Linked DNA regions of Homo sapiens: region 1 is linked to region 2. A link is a loop called in an ENCODE intact Hi-C map of the cell type or tissue named here. Cell type or tissue: endothelial cell of umbilical vein. All regions are shown on one strand. Links, peaks and the distances in the headings refer to the core of each region. The heading gives the core; the rest is flanking DNA. Region 1 overlaps FBRSL1 (fibrosin like 1). Region 2 holds the start of LOC124903060 (a long non-coding RNA gene).

The links. Hi-C counts contacts between places; a loop is a spot of excess contacts. Peaks named below come from ENCODE experiments on the same cell type or tissue, not always from the same donor. Only the 100,000 strongest peaks of a DNase experiment are listed, where the experiment ranks them.
Region 1: it touches region 2 in a loop (2.0-fold over the local background); 7 of 110 quality-filtered maps call a loop at or near these places.

The regions. Positions count from the first base shown.
Region 1 is chr12:132,522,817-132,525,316 of GRCh38, reverse strand. The region is part of intron 2 of FBRSL1 (fibrosin like 1); the gene reads right to left. Among named protein-coding and RNA genes, the nearest start is that of FBRSL1, 34 kb to the right of the region's middle. In endothelial cell of umbilical vein, for the core only: a CTCF peak has its summit at 1,269 (motif pointing right); no DNase peak of the experiment used is centred there.
Region 2 is chr12:132,451,212-132,466,423 of GRCh38, reverse strand. It overlaps LOC124903060 (a long non-coding RNA gene), which reads right to left and starts at 5,658. Exons shown (of 2, transcript XR_007063546.1): 1 at 3,258-5,658; 2 at 1-48. RefSeq lists enhancers at 571-690, 411-975, 15,020-15,212. In endothelial cell of umbilical vein, for the core only: CTCF peaks have their summits at 5,470 and 5,670 (motif pointing left); no DNase peak of the experiment used is centred there.

The DNA of each region.
Region 1 (2,500 bases), core at 1-2,500, 63 kb before region 2:
TCGCACCACCCCATCTGGCTGTACAGGGCTATGACCTCCAGGTCGAGCCTCAGTGCCACCCACTGTCCCCTGGCTGTGCCCACAGCACCTCCTTCGGTCGGCTCCATGCCAGAGCAAGCAGCGAGGTGGTGGTGGGACCTGCCTGACCCTGGCCATGGGCCCTTGGGCCACTGCTCGGCCTCCCCGTGCCTCAGTTTCATCACCTGCTGAAGGGAGCACCCATACTCCCTTCACCCCACCCCCACGCCCCACGCCCACCGCCACCACCCCTGACACCAGCCAACATGGGCGCCGATGCGTGCCAGGGCCTGGCCCGGGCGCTTTGCACACACTCACACATTTGCTCACACGGTGGCCCCGAGTAGAAACTATTTTCCTTTACATTTCACGGATGAGAAAACAGAGGCGCAGACAGGTTAAGTGACCATGCAGGGACCAGACCCCGAGCCCTGCATGTATTTACTTTTTTTACTTGGAAATAATTTCAAACCTGCACAAAGCTGAGGGAAGTGAGAGGCCAGAGCTCCTGCTGGCCAGCGCCCAGCAGGGACGCCCCTGCACAGCCAGCGCCCAGACTCACGTGGAAGCCCAGCGGTCTCCCTCTCTGGCCAACTTGGATCTGGAACAATTCTGCACCTTGTAGTGACACGCCCCAGCACATCTGGGCCCCCAGGCCTCGCATGCCAGGGCCCCTGGTGAGGTTCTTTACTTTGAGTCATCCAAGTCAGGAGCACGCCCCAGCCCGGGGAAACCCGTCCCAGGACTGGCTGGTGTGGCTCGCTGCAGCCATGAGCCTGGCTCCCTGCCGACCTTCGGCTCAGCCAGAGGCCCGCTCTGTGCACCTCCTGCAGCAACAGGCCTCCCTGGGTGGCTGACAGGGTGCACACAAGGCAGACGGTGCCAGTGCGAATTAAGGGATGTCACCCAGGCCCCTGAGGTCAAATGCCCCCGGCCCATGAGGTCCATCAAGCCGCACAGTAGCAGGCACCCACACTGGAGGAGGCCCTGGCCGGGCAGGGATGCAGCCCCGAGGAGTCTGAGCCTTACTGGGCGGGAGCCGGGGGCAGGGTGGTGGGCTAGTGACCTGCTCAGCTGCACAGTAGCCCTCACAGGCCCTGGCCAGGCTGCCCGGCTCTTCCTGGCACTGTGGCCTCGGGCAAGCGACTGGCCTGCCCCAGCCTCAGTTTCGGCATCTGTAACTGTAACATTCGGGAACCCTGGCAGGGCCCCTCGGTGCAATGAGGTTTAGGTGGAGGCACGGCCTGTGCAGCAGAGCCCGGGGCCGGCACCTTCCAGGCCACCAGGGGTCACTGTTGTCACCAGCTGGACTCTCACAACCTCTCCTTTCTCACCCCCGGAGCTGGCACCACGGTCCCAGCTGGGCAGCCCTGCCCACCGGGTCCCACACTTGCTGCCCTGCTGGGGCCATCAGGGGTTCTGTCCACCTCTGCAGGAAGCCACGTGTCCCACTCCTAGCGGTTCTCAACGCGGGGTCCCGGGAATGCATCATCGTCTCCCAGAGCCTGCAAGGAATGAGTTTCCAGCCCGCTCCAGGAACCGTGTATCACCGGCCCCCTGGGGAGTCTGACCATTGGCGATGGCCCCATGAGCCCTGCACTCACTTCTAGGGACAGAGGCTCAGGGCAGTACCTGGCAGCGATGGGAAAGGCTGCCACAGGGCTGCTGAGTATAGTGGTGCAGGCTGCTCACTGCCCAAGGACACCTGGCCGATGGGAAGGGAGGTGGGTCGGAAACACCCACACAGCTGAGCCGTGAGGAGTAGGGCACCTCTCTACACTTCACACCCACACAAAAGCCACCTCCGGTCAGGGCTGGGCGCAGATGGAACGCGTCACCCCCATGCCACAGAGGGGCTCGGTGGGCTGCCCTGCGTGTGCTCCTCCCAAACCCGGAGGCCCTGAAAGGTGGCCAGGCCGGTCGTGGGGTGGGGTCTCTTCCCCTTCCTCGGGTGGCCGGTTTTAGCTCTGAAAGTCCCACGTCTCGAAAAACCCTGTAGAACTGGGAATCTGTGTCCTGGTCACCCCACTCTGTCCCCAGGCAGGACCTCAAACAGCCAAGGTGGCTGCCCTCAGCCCAGCCGCTTCTCAGTGCTGCCAGCCACACCAGGGGCCGGGGAGGCCACACGTCCACTCCCAGCAGGAGCTGGAGGGACAAGATCACAGTCCCTGGATGACAAGTCCACGTCTGGGGCCAGAGGGGGCCCCTTTTGCCCTGGAGGGTGGGCAGGAGCTACTGCACCTGTGCCCACCCCAGCCTTGTGGTCTGCCCACCTATCTGTCCACCCGTCCAACCGATGCTTATGGAGCCCTGACGAGCCAGGTACCGTTCTGGGCAGTGAGCAGAGCCGACCCAAGCCCCTGCCCCCCCTAGAGTGACAAAGGAGTGACTGTTCCCAGTGCACACAGAAGGTGGCTCCGTCTGCCAGGCGGCAGGTGCGGGGGGAAAGGCAGCGCAGGCCGGGGAGGGCCCCGGACACAGC
Region 2 (15,212 bases), core at 4,347-6,846:
CCCAGGCACAGGTGTCCCGGTCACAGGTGTCCCCAGGCACAGGAGTTCCTGGTCACAGGTGTCCCCAGGCACAGGCAGCCACAGGAAGCCGATGCAGGGAACAGAGAGAAACAGAGACACAAAGAAAAGAGAGTGAGAGACAGAAGAAATGGGAAACAGAAATGGTTGGAGAAAAGCATCCAGTAGAGATGAAGAGAGAGGAAGAGGAGGAGGGGGACGGGCAGCAGAGACCCAGGGAGGCTGCAGTGCCTGGACCCCTCACCACACTTTCCATTCTGCCCTTCCTGGGGAAGACTTCCAGAAAAGTGGGCCAGGCTGAGGGGACGATGAGGACACAGAGGCCCCAGGGGAGGGAGGGAGGAGCGGGCCACCCGGAGGGGCTGTGGTCAGCTCAAAGCCTCTGGAGTCAAGGATAAATCCTCTGACCTTTGACCTCCGACCTCCCTCTCCTTGGCTCCAGGCTCCCCACACAGCTTTCCATGACCAAATCTTACAGGAAGCTGAAGGGCAGTCCGGTGAGGGTCTGTAAGTCACCGCCAGGGCACAGAACGGAGGTTGGCAGGGGAGGAGAGACCCCTGGGCTGCCGTCTGCCTTCACCCTGCACATCAGGCCTGTGTGGGGGTGTCACCATCCTTCACTCCCTGGCATCTGATCCAAGATTACGCCTGGCAGGGCCTCTCCTCTGGGATTAGCTCCGGGAAAGCTCCCATCAGTGAAGGGAGGGGCTCAGGCTCTGTGCACACAGGGGTGCCCCCTTCCAGGGAGGGAGCAGCTCTCCCACATGGCAGAACACTCATTTCCTGTCAGTGCTCTCCTGAGCACACAAGGATTAAACTGAGCAGCAAGCACTCCAGGTGGCCGAGAGGCCCTGGGGGATGGGCCCCTTGCCCTGGCCTCCCCTGCAAGGCAGCTCCCGCCCCGGGGCCCTGCCTCTGAGAGCGAGGTGTGCAGGCTCTTCCTATGGGCTACCTGGCCCATCCCCAGAACGGCCTGCACTGTCCCTCCCCGACCTGCACCCAGACATGGACACTCACCCTCCCCAACCCCTGAGACATTCAGGTCCACACTGGGGCCTGGGCCCCCTCAAGTTGCATGGGGACTGGGGTGCCTTGGCGCCTCTTCTGTGAGTATTCCTACACACAGAGCCTGCTTCCTCTCCAACCTGCACCTAAACATGGACACTCACCATCCCCAACCCCCGAGACTTTCAGGTCCACACTGGGGCCTGGGCCCCCTCAAGTTGCATGGGGACTGGGCTGCCTCGGCGCCTCTTCTGTGAGTGTTCCTACACACAGAGCCTGCCTCCTGTCCGGGTGATGTTGGGTCGTCCTCCGCCTCTGGGAGCACCTGCAGGGGCTGTTGCTCTGGGCTCCCTGGAGATGCAAGCCCCCGGGCCTGCCTGCCTGTTCTGTGTGTATTCACTAAGCCCATGCCAGCGGGGGTCTCCGCAAGAAACAGGCACAGGCTGTGAGGGGGCTAATGAGGCCTGACTTCTCCAGGGGCAGGCAGGACGGGAGCCCATGAGGGTTGCTGAGGACCCAGGGATGTGCACTGTGGGAAGCCACCACCACCCAGAAGCCGGCAAGGGCAAGGGAGAAGTTAGTGGTGCCAGAACATGGCTAAACGAGGCAGCCATGGAAAGGGGATGCAGACAGGAAGTGGAGAGGAAGGCGGTTCTCCAGGAGCCCTAGGACCTGCTCTGGGGCTGCTGCTGCTGAGCCCAACTGGGAACCAGAGCACAGGATAATGGTGACACTGGTGATGATGGCGATGGAGATGATTATGATGGTGATGATGATGGTGATGGTGGTGATGATGGTGATGATGATGGTGACGGTGGTGATGGTGATGGTGATGATGGTGATGATGGTGACGGTGGTGATGGTGCTGATGATGATGGTGATGCTGATGGTGATGGTGACGGTGATGATGATGGTGACGGTGATGATGGTGATGATGGTGATGGTGATGCTGATGGTGGTGGTGGTGATGATGGTGGTGATGATGATGATGATGATGGTGATGATGGTGATGCTGATGGTGATGATGGTGATGGTGATGATGGTGATGATGATGGTGATGGTGATGATGATGATGGTGATGGTGGTGATGATGGTGATGGTGATGATGATGATGGTGATGGTGATGATGATGGTGATCGTGATGATGATGATGGTGATGGTGATGATGGTGATGCTGATGGTGATGATGATGATGATGATGATGATGATGATGATGATGATGATGATGATGATGATGATGATGATGATGATGATGATGATGATGATGATGATGATGATGATGATGATGATGATGATGATGATGGTGGTGATGATGGTGATGGTGATGATGATGATGGTGATGATGGTGATGCTGATGGTGATGATGATGATGGTGATGGTGATGATGGTGATGATAGTGACTGTGATGGTGATGATGGTGATGGTGGTGATGATGGTGATGGTGATGGTGACTGTGATGGTGATGGTGGTGATGGTGATGGTGGTGATGATGGTGATGATGGTGATGCTGATGGTGATGATGATGGTGATGGTGATGATGGTGATGATGGTGACTGTGATGGTGATGATGGTGATGGTGGTGGTGATGATGATGGTGATGATGGTGATGGTGATGGTGGTGATGGTGATGATGGTGATGGTGATGATAGTGATGATGATGGTGATGATGGTGATGCTGATGGTGATGATGGTGATGATGCTTATGATGATGGTGATGATGGTGATGGTGATGATGATGATGGTGACTGTGATGGTGATGATGGTGATGATGGTGATGGTGATGATGGTGATGGTGATGGTGATGCTGATGGTGATGATGGTGATGGTGATGCTGATGGTGATGATGGTGATGGTGATGGTGATGATGGTGATGATGGTGATGGTGATGGTGATGGTGATGATGGCAATGGTGATGATGGTACTGATAATGATGGTGATGCTGATGATGATGGTGATAGTGCTGTTATTTAATCCAGTTCAGATTCCTAGTTAGGCTCCCCTGTTTCTCCTCAGGCACACTGTGGGTCACTGGCTGGTATGTATGGGTGGTCAGAATGCCTGTGTCCAATCTGTGTTGTACTCTTTTTCTCAAAGAGAACTCAGCTATGCTTTCACAAGGAGGGGGTTGTGGGAGGAAGAGTCTGCCAGGAGAGAAAGCTGGATATGCTGGCACCAGGAAAGAGCCTCTTAGTTTACTGTCCCCAGGCAGCATCCCCATCCACATCTGAGCTCACCTTCTGGGTGCTTGCCCAGGGGGCCTTTTGAATCTCAGCATCTCTGGAACAAGACTAAGGCTGGGAGACATCTGGAGTGGAGTTTCTGTCCAGCAATGGCAAGTTCCCTGCTGAAGCTGAGAATGGGGAAGGCATGGCTCTCAGGGCTGAGCGCCCTTGTGCTGGGCGGTTCACCCGTCAGCAGGAAGGGGGAGGGCACTTTGCTCTTCATGGTCAGCCTTATGCTGTGGGGATTTCCTGAAGAGCGCACCTTAGTATTTTGCCACCCAGCTTCCAGTCATTCTTTGGGTTAATCAAGAATGCATTCAGCTGCAAGTATTAGAAAACCTAGTAATTAAGCAACAAAGGCTTTTGATTCTCTTAATCAGAAGCTCCGAGTTACAGTATTTGAGGCTGGTTAACCAGTTCACCCATGTTTTCAGGGGTTTGCTCTGCCATCCTCAGGGTGTTAGATTTTTACCTAACTGTTTTGGTGAGGTATAACACACTAACAGAAAAATGCACAGCTCCTTGAATTCTCACAAAATGTTGTGTGTTACATGTTACAAATGTAACAATCAGGAAATAGAATATTACTAGCAGTGTTGGCTTTTGTTTCTCCTACTTGATGTCTTATTGACCCAACAAGGCTGCTGCAGCTCCAGGCATCATGTCCACATTCCAGCACCCTGTGCAGAGAGGCAAGTAAGCAGTGGTGTAGCAGCCAGAGCTCCCACCTGGCTTCTCAAATCTCATTGACCAGAAGAGTGTCTCATGGCATTGCTTGTGGTGAAGGAAGCTGGGAAAGTGGAAATCAGGCAAAGGGGATGGATTTACTGTGACTGTCTCAACCCAAATAGAATTCATCACAAGGCTGGGGGATGGAGTCTATCTTTCCTGAGACCAAGAGGTTTCTGCCTCTTATTGGAACAAAACTGGGGTTCTCTGAGCAGGACAGAGGAGGCGCGGGTGGCTACGTGGTGGGCAGTAGCACTGTGTACCATGCCCTGCCTTTGGCAACAGTTTCCCATTTTCCTCTGGGAAACGCTGCTCTCCTGTGTTCCGCCCATGAAGTTAGGGAGGTTCAACTCCATCCTTGGGTCCAGGTGTGAGTGTGTCCCTTAGGCGTTGCCAGTGGGAGCACCCCGTTCCTCTTTGCCCCACGATTGGCCCAGTCTTGGGGCATGGCCCAGGACCTCGATGGCAGTGAGTGGAATAAAGTTCCCTCCTTCCCTCAGGTCTTGGGGCAGGAGGTGTAGGCTTGGGTTTTTGTGTGCTCGCATGGAGGATGGTGGGCAAAGACACAGAGAGACAAAGACCGGAGGACACCGGTAGCCTCTGGATGCATCCATACTTGAAGCTGACGCTGCTCATGGACTTCACAGATGCACGGTTCATTGCATTCCCTCACTGCGTAAGCTGAGTTTTCTGCCACAGGCCACATCTTACTGGAAGAATGCTGTCTGGAATGCCACTATCACCTACCAGAGCTGAGGGAGCCACAGAAGGGGGATGCGACCCAGTTCTCCAGCTCCTGGGCCTCGAGCCCTGATCCTCCCTCCCCAGGCTCCTGGCGGCCCCTCACTCAGGGCTGAGGCCACGAACTGCCTGCTCAGGTCAGGAGACAGACTTGAGGGGTCTGGCACCCACAGCTGTCAGGAACCAAGCTGTCCTTTTCTTTGTTTATACATCAAATATTTCCTGAGCTGCCCTGAACTCCAGCATTTATCTCAGGTTATGGAGAACCCACAGGTGAACGAGCTTCCAGACACCCGTGTCTCTGAATGTTCCTTTTTTGCTGTTGCTGCAAATGGCAGACACCCAACTTTAACTTCAACTGACTTGGGCAGAAAAAGGGCCACACTGGAAGGATCCTGGAGGTTGTCCAATTGGAGGAAGGCTGAACAAAGAACTCCTCAGGAGGTCAGGTGTGGGTGGGCCTCAGGAGCAGCTGGAAGGGGGGTGCAAACGTGCTTCATGCGGTTAGGACTTGTTTTGTTTTTTGTTTGTTTGTTTTGAGATGGAGTCTCGCTCTGTCACCAGACTGGAGTGCAGTGGTGCGATCTCGGCTCACTGCAACCTCCACCTCCTGGGTTCAAGCAATTCTCCTGCCTCAGCCTCCTGAGTAGCTGGGACTACAGGCACGTGCCACCACGCCTGGCTAATCTTTGTATTTTTAGTAGAGACAAGGTCTCACCATGTTGGCCAGGCTGGTCTCGAACTCCTGAGATCCAGGTGATCTCGCCCGCCTCGGCCTCCCAAAATGCTGGGATTCCAGGCATGAGCTGCCGTGCCTGGCCTATGGTTAGGAATCCGTAGCTGCTTTTGCTGCTGCGTCCCTCTGTCTCTCTGTCCCGTGTCTTTCCAGGCACAGCCTCTTCCCAGGCGGCGTGAAATATGGAAACGTGCCCTACAGCACCCCCTGTTGGAGAGAGGTGAGCTTTCTTCCACAACCTGGTTCCAAAGTCCCAGGGAAGGGCTCTGATTGGCTTAAACAGCAGTGTTGTTGAGATACGTATAATTCACATACACGATTTACCCATTTAAAGTGTAAGATTCAGAAGTTTTTGGGATTATTTTTTAAGAATTGTAAAATATATATGGCATAAAATGTGCCATTGTAACCGTTGTGAACGTGCCTGGAGTGGCCTTAATTCCAGTCACACTGTTGTGCCGTCACTGCCACCATCTGTTTCTGAGTCTTTTTCATTGCCCCAAAAAGAAACCCTGTGACTGTTAACCAATAACTCTCCATTCCCTCCTCCGCAGCCCCTGCTGGCAATGGATAATTTTTTGGTTTCATGCACCTTTTGGGATGAACTCATGTGAAAAATCACTGTTTTGGCCAGGTGCAGTGGTGCACGCCTGTAATCCCAGCACTTTGGGAGGCCGAGGTGGGCGGATCACGAGGTCAGGAAATCGAGACCATCCTGGCTAACATGGGGAAACCCCGTCTCTAGTAAAAATACAAAAAATTAGCTGGGCGTGGTGGTGGGTGCCTGTAGTCCCAGCTACTTGGGAGGCTGAGGCAGGAGAATGGCGTCAACCCGGGAGGCGGAGCTTGCAGTGAACCGAGATTGCGCCACTGCACTCCAGCCTGGGTGACAGAGTGAGACTCCGTCTCAAAAAAAAAAAAAAAAGAAAAGAAAAAAAGAAAAATCACTGTGTTTCTCTGACGTTCTAATTTAATTGGTTATCCTGTCTTTTACCCGGCAACTCTGCCTAGCAGGGGGTGGGGGCCGTGAGCCACAGCACCCTCCATAACACAGTCTGCTGCTTTGGGCCCAGCTTAGGGGGCTGAAAGGTGAGGCCTGGGTGAGCACAGGGTCCACACGGTGGTCCGGCATGGTGGCAAGGCCAGGGAGGGCCTGCCTGGGATAGAGGTGCGAAAGGGGGAGAGACAGGCGGAGAACGCTGCACACTCAGCACTCGGCTCTTTGCTGGAGACTGGGTTTTCTCTGGTTGGTTTTTGTGTTCATGAGTGTCGTGGGCACTGGATGCCCCCCCGACCCTCCCCACTGCTGGGAACGCTGGGACGTCACTGCATGTGTCCTCAGCCGTGTCCTCCCCAGGACTGCCCTCCGCTGCAGAGAGCCCCCCTGCACAAGGTTACACCCCTCCCAAGGTGGTCTCAGCCTGGGGCAGTGCTGACAGCGTCTCAGCCCAGGGCGTCCTGTGGGTCGGCCGGGCCGGTTGGGTCAGCTGCACTCTACACACCCTGCCTTCCTCACCTCCTACATCTGCCTCCTAAGATCACGCCCTGATAAACCTGCTCCCAGCCCAGCTCCTTCGCAGGGCCTGTCTCCAGGAGATCCAAGCTAAGACCCGAAGTACGTGGGCGGCTTTGGGAGTTTTGCTTTCTGTGGCTCCTCCGGCCGCTGCTTCCACGGTGACGGGCCTGAGATGGGCTGGCTGCTGCCTCTGGCCTTTCCTCATGTCCGCCGCTGTCCGCGTCTGCTTTTTAAACATAGATAGGATCATGCTTTGAGTTTATAAAGGGACAAAAATGTCCTGTGCCTTCCAAAGGTTCAGCAGACACAAAAGCCTTTGTGTGCTGAGCAGTGCGGAATAGAACTAGACCACACAAAACTGGAGAAATCGGGCTGGGCGTGGTGGTGGCACCTGTGGTCCTAGCTACTCCGAAGGCTGAGGCCAGAGGACGGCTTGAGCCCAGGAATTCCAGACTGCAGTGAGCTAAGATCGCACCTGCACTGCAGCCTGGGGGACAGAGCAAGACCCTGTCTCTGAAAGAAAAAAAAAAAAAAAAAAGGAATTTCAAGAGAAATTTGATAAAACCCATCACAGGGGAGGCATCCTGCCCTCTCCGGACAGGACAGGTGCGGTGGCCATTGGCCATTCTTTGCCTACCCAGCATCTGAACCCATATCCTGTGTAGGGAATTCTCCACCTCACGGGCAGGTGGGACGCAGAGGCAGTGTCTTGCTGTTAAAGCCAAAAGTGTGATGCTCAGTTTCCTGCCCCCCAACCCCTGAGGTCCCAGGGGCCTGTCCCAGGCTCAGCTTTCGGGCACCACCACTCCTGGACAATGAGCTGGGAGCGGACGGCATGGAGGGTGCACTGTGGTGGGGTGGACCCAGCAGAGTGCAGCCGGGGCCTGAGGCCAGCACAGGGCTGAGGTGCTGCTGGCAGCGTTCATATTTGCACTCAGCCACTAACCCCAACAGATCACTCCATCCCTCGGCCTCAGTCTCCTCACCTGTAAAGGGGGAGGATAGCAGCACCTCCCTCGTGGATGCTGCAAAGACCAGATGAGTTAAAGAAGTGTGGAGAAGAGTGCCAGACACACAGGGAATGCTACGTGTGTGTGGGAAATGCTCAATCAATACTGACAGCACACAGAATGTTTGAAGGAGCGGAAACCGGATTCGATATATACCTGTATTCATAAGGCTGAGATTTCAATACGTATCTGCATCTCTCTCTACTTAAGATATGAAGCTTCACAGCCATCTGTCCACCCACCTGCCCGCCCAGCCACATCACCCGCCCATCCACTCACCCGCCCACTCGCTCACCCATCACCCACCCACCCGTCCACCCACCTGTCCACCTACCCACCCGTCCATTCACCCACCCACCCACTCACCCACCCACCCGCTCACCCGCCCGTCCACCCACCTGGTCACCTACCCACCCGTCAACTCACCCACCCACCCGCTCACCTGCCCGTCCACCCACCCGTCCACCTACCCACCCGTCCACTCACCCACCCACCCGCTCACCCACCCACCCGCTCACCTGCCTGTCCACCCACCTGTCCACCTACCCACCCGTCCACTCACCCACCCATCCGCTCACCTGCCCATCCACCCACCTGTCTACCTACCCACCCGTCCACTCATCCACCCACCCACTCACCCGCCCGTCCACCCACCCACCCACTCACCTGCCCGTCCACCCACCTGTCCACTCACCCACCCACCCGCTCACCCGCCCATCCACCCACCTGTCCACCCAATCCACTCACCCGCCCATCCACCCACCTGTCCACCCAATCCACTCATCCACCCAGCCACTCACCCGCCCGTCCACTCACCCACCCACCCACTCACTCGCCCGTCCACCCACCCACCCATCCACTCCCGCACCCACCCACCCACCCAGCCATCCACTCACCTGCCCGCCCGCCCACCCAGCCACTCACCCGCCCATCCACCCACCTGCCCGCCCGTCCACCCACCCACCCACCCACTCCCCCGCCCGTTCGAGCCCAAGGACTGGGGGGCGTGGAAGCCAACGGAGCCCTCTCTCCCGACGCCTCACCATGTGAGAGCTTCCTGTGGCTGCCGGAGCAAGTGACCGCAACGCCGCACAGATTTATCATCTCGCAGCTCTGGAGGTTGGAAGCCCAGTGTGGGGCGAGCAAGGCCGGTTCTGCTGGGGCCTGGGGAGGACCCGCCGCCTGCCTCGTCAGCCCCAGGAGTGGCCCGTCCGGGCCAGGCCCTCCCTCCGTCTTCAGAGCCTCGGCGGCCGCAGAGACTCCCTGCAGCGTCTCCCGGCCTCGTCTCCTGCCTCCTCCTCCCCATTCGAGGACCCTTGTGATTGCACTGGGCCCACGGATAATCCGGGTAATTGTGTTTTAAGGTCAGCTGATTAGCAGTTTTTCCATCTGCAGCCTTAACTCCCCCGCCCGGTAACCCGACACAGGCGCAGGCTCTGGGGATTAGCACGGCGGCCACGTCTGACCTCCATCCAGCACGAGCTCCCTTCTCCACGCAGAGGCACCTTCTTGGGTGCTGGGGCCGGGATGAGACTGGTCTGGGGCACGACTCAGCCTCATCAAGTCCTGGGGACAGCACCCAGCACCAGGAGCTCCACACCCCCCGGCCAGGTGGTCCTGCTCAGCCTGGGGTGAGGGCAGGAGCTGTCTCCTCACTCTGCTCCACAGGACCCTCAGCCACACCAGGCCTCTCGCCCCCATGGACCCCTCGCCCTGTGGGGCCCTGACCTCTTCTCTGGCAGATGAGTGCGCTGGGGTCCAGCGTCTGAACCTCACTTCTGCTGTGAGACTGTGAACACCTGTGCTTGCCGAGGGTCTGTGAGCCTCAGGTGCAGGGAGTTGCTGTCTAGGCCCCTCTGCTGAGCTCCCCGGGTCACCTCTGTGTCGGTCATCAGCTGCTCAGCTGGGCGGAGGTCTCACCTGGCCTCACTCACACATTGGGAGCTGTTGCCGGCTGCCGCACGGTTCCTCTCACGCAGCCCTGAGTCCCCAGGGCTTCCACGGCACGAAGGGAGAGTGGACGGCCTCCCGAGGTCATGCCCCATCCTAAGGTCAAAGCCAGATGCCAGGGCAGCTCTGACTGGAGGGGAAGCAGACCCCGCACTGAGCTCCATGTTCATACACACACACACAGATTCGTGCACACCCACTCACACCCGTGTTCACACACACGCGCCCACAGGCACACAAGCGCACACACATCCACACACACACGTCCAAATGCACTGCGGCAATGCACATGCATACATATCCACACGCATCACACACGTCCACACACACACGTCCAAATGCACTGATGCAATGCACATGCATACATATCCACACGCATCACACACGTCCACACACACATGCAGACACCACACGCACACGTCCACATGCACACATCCATGTTCACACACACGTTCACATGCACACACGCGCACACACATCCACACACACACGTCCAAATGCACTGCTGCAATGCACATGCATACATATCCACATGCATCACACACGTCCACACACACATACGCACACACATGCACACACACATCCACATGCACATGCATCCACTTGCATACACATGCCCACATGCACACATCCATGTTCACATGCACACACACGTTCACATGCACAGACGCACACACACACAAGTCCACACACACATGCAGACACACCACACGCACACGTCCACATGCACACATCCATGTTCACACACACACGTTCACATGCACACACACGCACACACACACAAGTTCACACACACGTCCAAATGCACTGACGCAATGCACATGCATACATATCCACACGCATCACACACGTCCACACACATACGCACACACATGCACACACACATCCACATGCACACGCATCCACTTGCATACACACGCCCACATGCACACATCCATGTTCACACACACGTTCACATGCACACACATGCACACACACACAAGTTCACACACACATGCAGACACAACACACGCACACACATCCACATGCACACACATATGTCCACACGCACACACATCCACATACATGTTCACACACGTTCACATGCACACATACACAGGGTCTGCTGTTGGCAGGCATAACTCATGGATCCTAGACCTTTCTGTGGTCCCCAGTCGGTGTCTGTCCAGGTGCTGCTGTGAGGTTGGAGCTACTGCCCCCGGCTGTTCCTGGTGGCCCTGACCCCACTCTCCTCAGCCTGGGCCTCTGACCAGGGTCAACAGCTTCCTCTCCCCTGGCAGTGTCTGCTCCTTGGAAACCAGGGGTCCCCCTGACCTGCTGCCCCTCCCAGAGGTCGTGCCCAGACCTGCATCGTCCCCACTGGACTCTGCTCTCAGAGGGTGACAGATTCCCCCATGTTTACCTGGGACCCCCACGGCCCACTTCGTCTTGGGGAACACGGGTGGCTGGTCACCCTGGCTCCCACCCCATCTGCAACCGGCTACCCCTGGCCTTCCAGTTGCTGGCTTAGCATGGAGGAGAGCCCTGGGGTGGCCGCAGCCTCCCCCAGCTGCCCCCTGCACGGCCGGGCTGCTCAGAGCTGCCTCTGGCCTCAGACTCCCCGGGAGATGCAGAACCCACTTCCTCACCCTGCCCACCCTCCAAGCTGCCTGCCTGGAAGCCAAAGGCAGCCCTCACTCTTACCACAGAGAAGAGCAAACTCAGGGAGGGACGCTGGGCAGAGGGAGGGGCTCCAAGGACACAGGGGTTGGGGGAGGGGTCTAAATAGCATCTGGTCAGAGGAGGCCGGTGCTGGTACCCTGTGCAGCCCAGTGCAGCACCTCCCCCAGAATAAAAGCCAAATCCTCCTGCGACCACACCCCAACACTCATCACATCTACCCCAACCCTAATCCCAGCACTAACCCTAAACCTGACACCACTGCCCCCTCACCCCCAACACCCATCACATCTACTCCAACCCTAAACCTAACACCCCCGTTCCCTCAACCCCCACACCCATAACATCTACCCCAACCCTAATCCTAACATCCCCGCCCCCTCACCCCCAACACCCATCACATCTACTCCAACCCTAATCCTAGCGCTAACCCTAAACCTAACTCTCTCCCCGCTCACCCGCCAACACCCATCACATCTACCCCTAACCCTAATCCTAACAACACCCACGCCCCTCACCCCCACCACCAATCACACCTAACCCTAACCCCTAACTGTCCCTCCTCAGGACCTAAGACTGGCTGTCTCCTTGGCGCCAAGAGCTGTTCCGCCTGACTCCATCCATCTCTCTTCTTCTGGCCCATGAACTCAGACACGGCCTTCCCAGGAGGCCCGGGCTGGGGGTGGGGGGCAGAGTCGGCCACAGCTGTCTTGTGTCCCTGGCTCCGAGCAGGCATCTCTCCACCCCATCACTGCTGACCAAGCCTGCTGTGCTCTGCCCAGCCCCTGGGATGCACTTGGGATGGTTAACTAGCTAGTTTCCTTGGCAGGGTGCAGGCCAAGCACCCAGAGGGAGCGGCAGGGCTGCGGGATGCTCCCCTCCACCTCAGGGCCTGCCACCTGCAGGCTGAGCCCGGGCACCGATGCCAGCAGCCCTCCAGCCCCAGCCCTAAGGCCCGGCTCCCCAGGGCCAGGGAGGTTAATTGGAGCAGCAGGCCTGGAGCCACTGCAGGGCTCCTGGCTCCAATCAACCTCCCCGTGTGAGGAGTAACAAAGCCCCAAAGGCGTTGGCCGGTCACCTCAGCCCCACAAACCGCAGGCACTCACTTCCCGGCTCATGACGGATTCTGGAATTCAGTTACATCAGCCGCCCTCTGGCTCCTGGGTTCCTGGAGAGGCTGGCCCAGGAAGGTGATCAGGAGCCCGGCTGGCGAGCCTGGCCTGACAGCAGCCTGGGAGACCCTTGGCCACGGAGGCTGCCCCCCACCCCCCGACAGGACCCAGACCTCCCTGGAGCTGGGAGGCACCACAGACATGTGGGACACAGCCGTGAACCGGAGACGAGCCCTGGCTTGGGGGGTTGCAGTCTGGGCAGGAGGCACAGTGGGTGGAGGCACTGGCGGTCAGTGCCCTTCAAGGCTGTGGAGTGCCGGGGAGGGCGTGAGCAATGCCTCACGGGGTGACCAGGATGTCTCCGTGAGGTGATGGTAGAATGAGGAGGTGCGGGGAGATCCTGGCATATTGGGGTGCAGGGAGGGGCACACAAGCCAAGGAGCAGCCAACGCCAGGCCTGAGGATGGAGGGCTGCAGCGTGTGAGGCCCCTCCGGGAGGTGTGGTGGCTGGGGGGCAGTGTGATGGGGCCAGCGGGGGCAAAGTGGCAAAGGCTGCCCCATCAGGATGTTGGCTTGCTCTGTGGGGGACGGCGCACTGGGTTGAAGAGTGTCCCCGAAATTCACCAGGATGAACTCAGAACGTGGCCTCGTTTGGATGGGATTAATGAAGGGGAGGTCAGTGAGGGGTCTGTCCGCAGGGCCGCAGGGTCCAAGCACACCTGCTCCTGGGAGTTGCTTTCAAAGCTGGGCCAGAGGAACAGGTGGCAGTTCAAAGGTGCCAGAGAGTAACCAAGGCAGCTGGGACTTGAGGGGTGACGGCCCCAAGGAGGAGGAGGAGACCTCATTTCCCTGAGGCAGCCTCAGGTTTCCTGGCAGTCAGAGCTGGGAGGGAAGAACTTGCATCAGGCTTTCTGTTGATGCCCTTGAATGCCGCAGCCTGGGAGTGAGGGGGACCAGAGGAGAGCAGCCTCATGCAGACCGGCGGCCTCCAGTTCCCGCCCTCGTGGAGACTGGCGGCCTCCAGTGGTCCCGGCCCTGATGGGGTCATGGCAGTCGACCCCTAACCCTAACTACCATCCTAAAGAAAAGCAACTCATCTCCAGAGGAAGACAACATCACCCAAGCCCACTGTAAATGTGTATTCACAACGCCAAGCATTCAATCAAAAATATCCAGGCATGGGGGTGACAGGACCAGGTAATAAGGCCAGCAGCAGCAGCAGAGGAAAGTCAATAGAAACAGACGCAGCAGCGACGGGAGTTTAAAACAGCAGCATCGGTGTATTCAAGACAATATGTAAGAGGGAGAATTTCATCAGAGAATTGGAAATCGTGACAAAAGAATCATGGACATTTTAAGACTGAAACACGCCGTAGGTGGAGTTCAAACCCCCGAGAGGGTTTGACGGCCCCTCTGGCCTGTTGTTCCTCTTCCCTGAGTATGTGTGTATCTGTGTGCGTTTCTGCCTCCCTCTTCACGGTCATCCCCTCTCTGTGTGTATCTGTCTCTCCTCTCTTATGACACCAGTCATTGGATTTAGGGCCCACCCCAATCCAAGATGACCTCATCCTCACTTCACATCACACCTGCAGAGGCCACGTTCCGAGGTTTCAGTGGATGCGAATTTGGGGAAACACCACTGGATCCCGTGCAAATGCCCTCCCCTCTAGCTGGGCTGTGGCCACACCACGCCAGCCTCATGGCCTCCTCCTCATCTCTGCCTTGACCGATGCGGGCCGGGAACCCTCCTCAGAGCGCAGACCCCGTCCTCTGTGGGCCACAGGCTGTGCACTCAGGGGCTGCCCTCCCACTGCAGCCAGGGTGGGCTGGCCCCTCCACCTGGGAATCCAAATTAGGAGTAATGAGGGGGATGTGGCTGAAGTGTGGCAGGATTTAGGGCACAGAACCCGGGGAAATCACTAAAACCGTCCCCAGCGTGGACGGCGGGGAAGAGACAGGTCCGGCAGCGTGAGATGGAAGAGTCGCGCAGCAAGACCCCTGTTCGGGAGAATGGATGCCCCCGCCCGCCCTCCGCCCTCTGCCTTCCAACCTCCACCCCCGACCCTCCGCCTTCCTGTGGCTGCTCCTCACTGGCCCAGCCCAAGAGGACGTCAGAGGGTGAGGGGCCATCCCAGACCACCCTGCAGGACTCGCGTGGCCTGATGAGCTGTGGGGGGGACTCTAAGCTCCCGCCCCTGCTTGGCGTCCTCCCCTCCCTCCCCGAAGCCTCCAGGGTCAGGGAACACCCGGCGGCCCTGCCAGCCCCTGCCCCGCCCTGGAGAGTCGCCGTCTGTGTCACCCGCGCCACAGAAAGGAAGTCAGCGCAGCCTGGGACAACCCCCCAGAGGGGTCACTGGCAGGTGTGGGCCCTCCAGATGCCTCGCGGGCCAGTGACAGCAGGAGGGGAGACTGGGAGGACACCCCAGCCGCACAGAGGGTGCCCTGGCCCCTCCTGGATGCCCTGAGCTGGTCGGGGTCTCAGAACCTGCTCTTCCTCGGCCCCCCAGGGCTGGA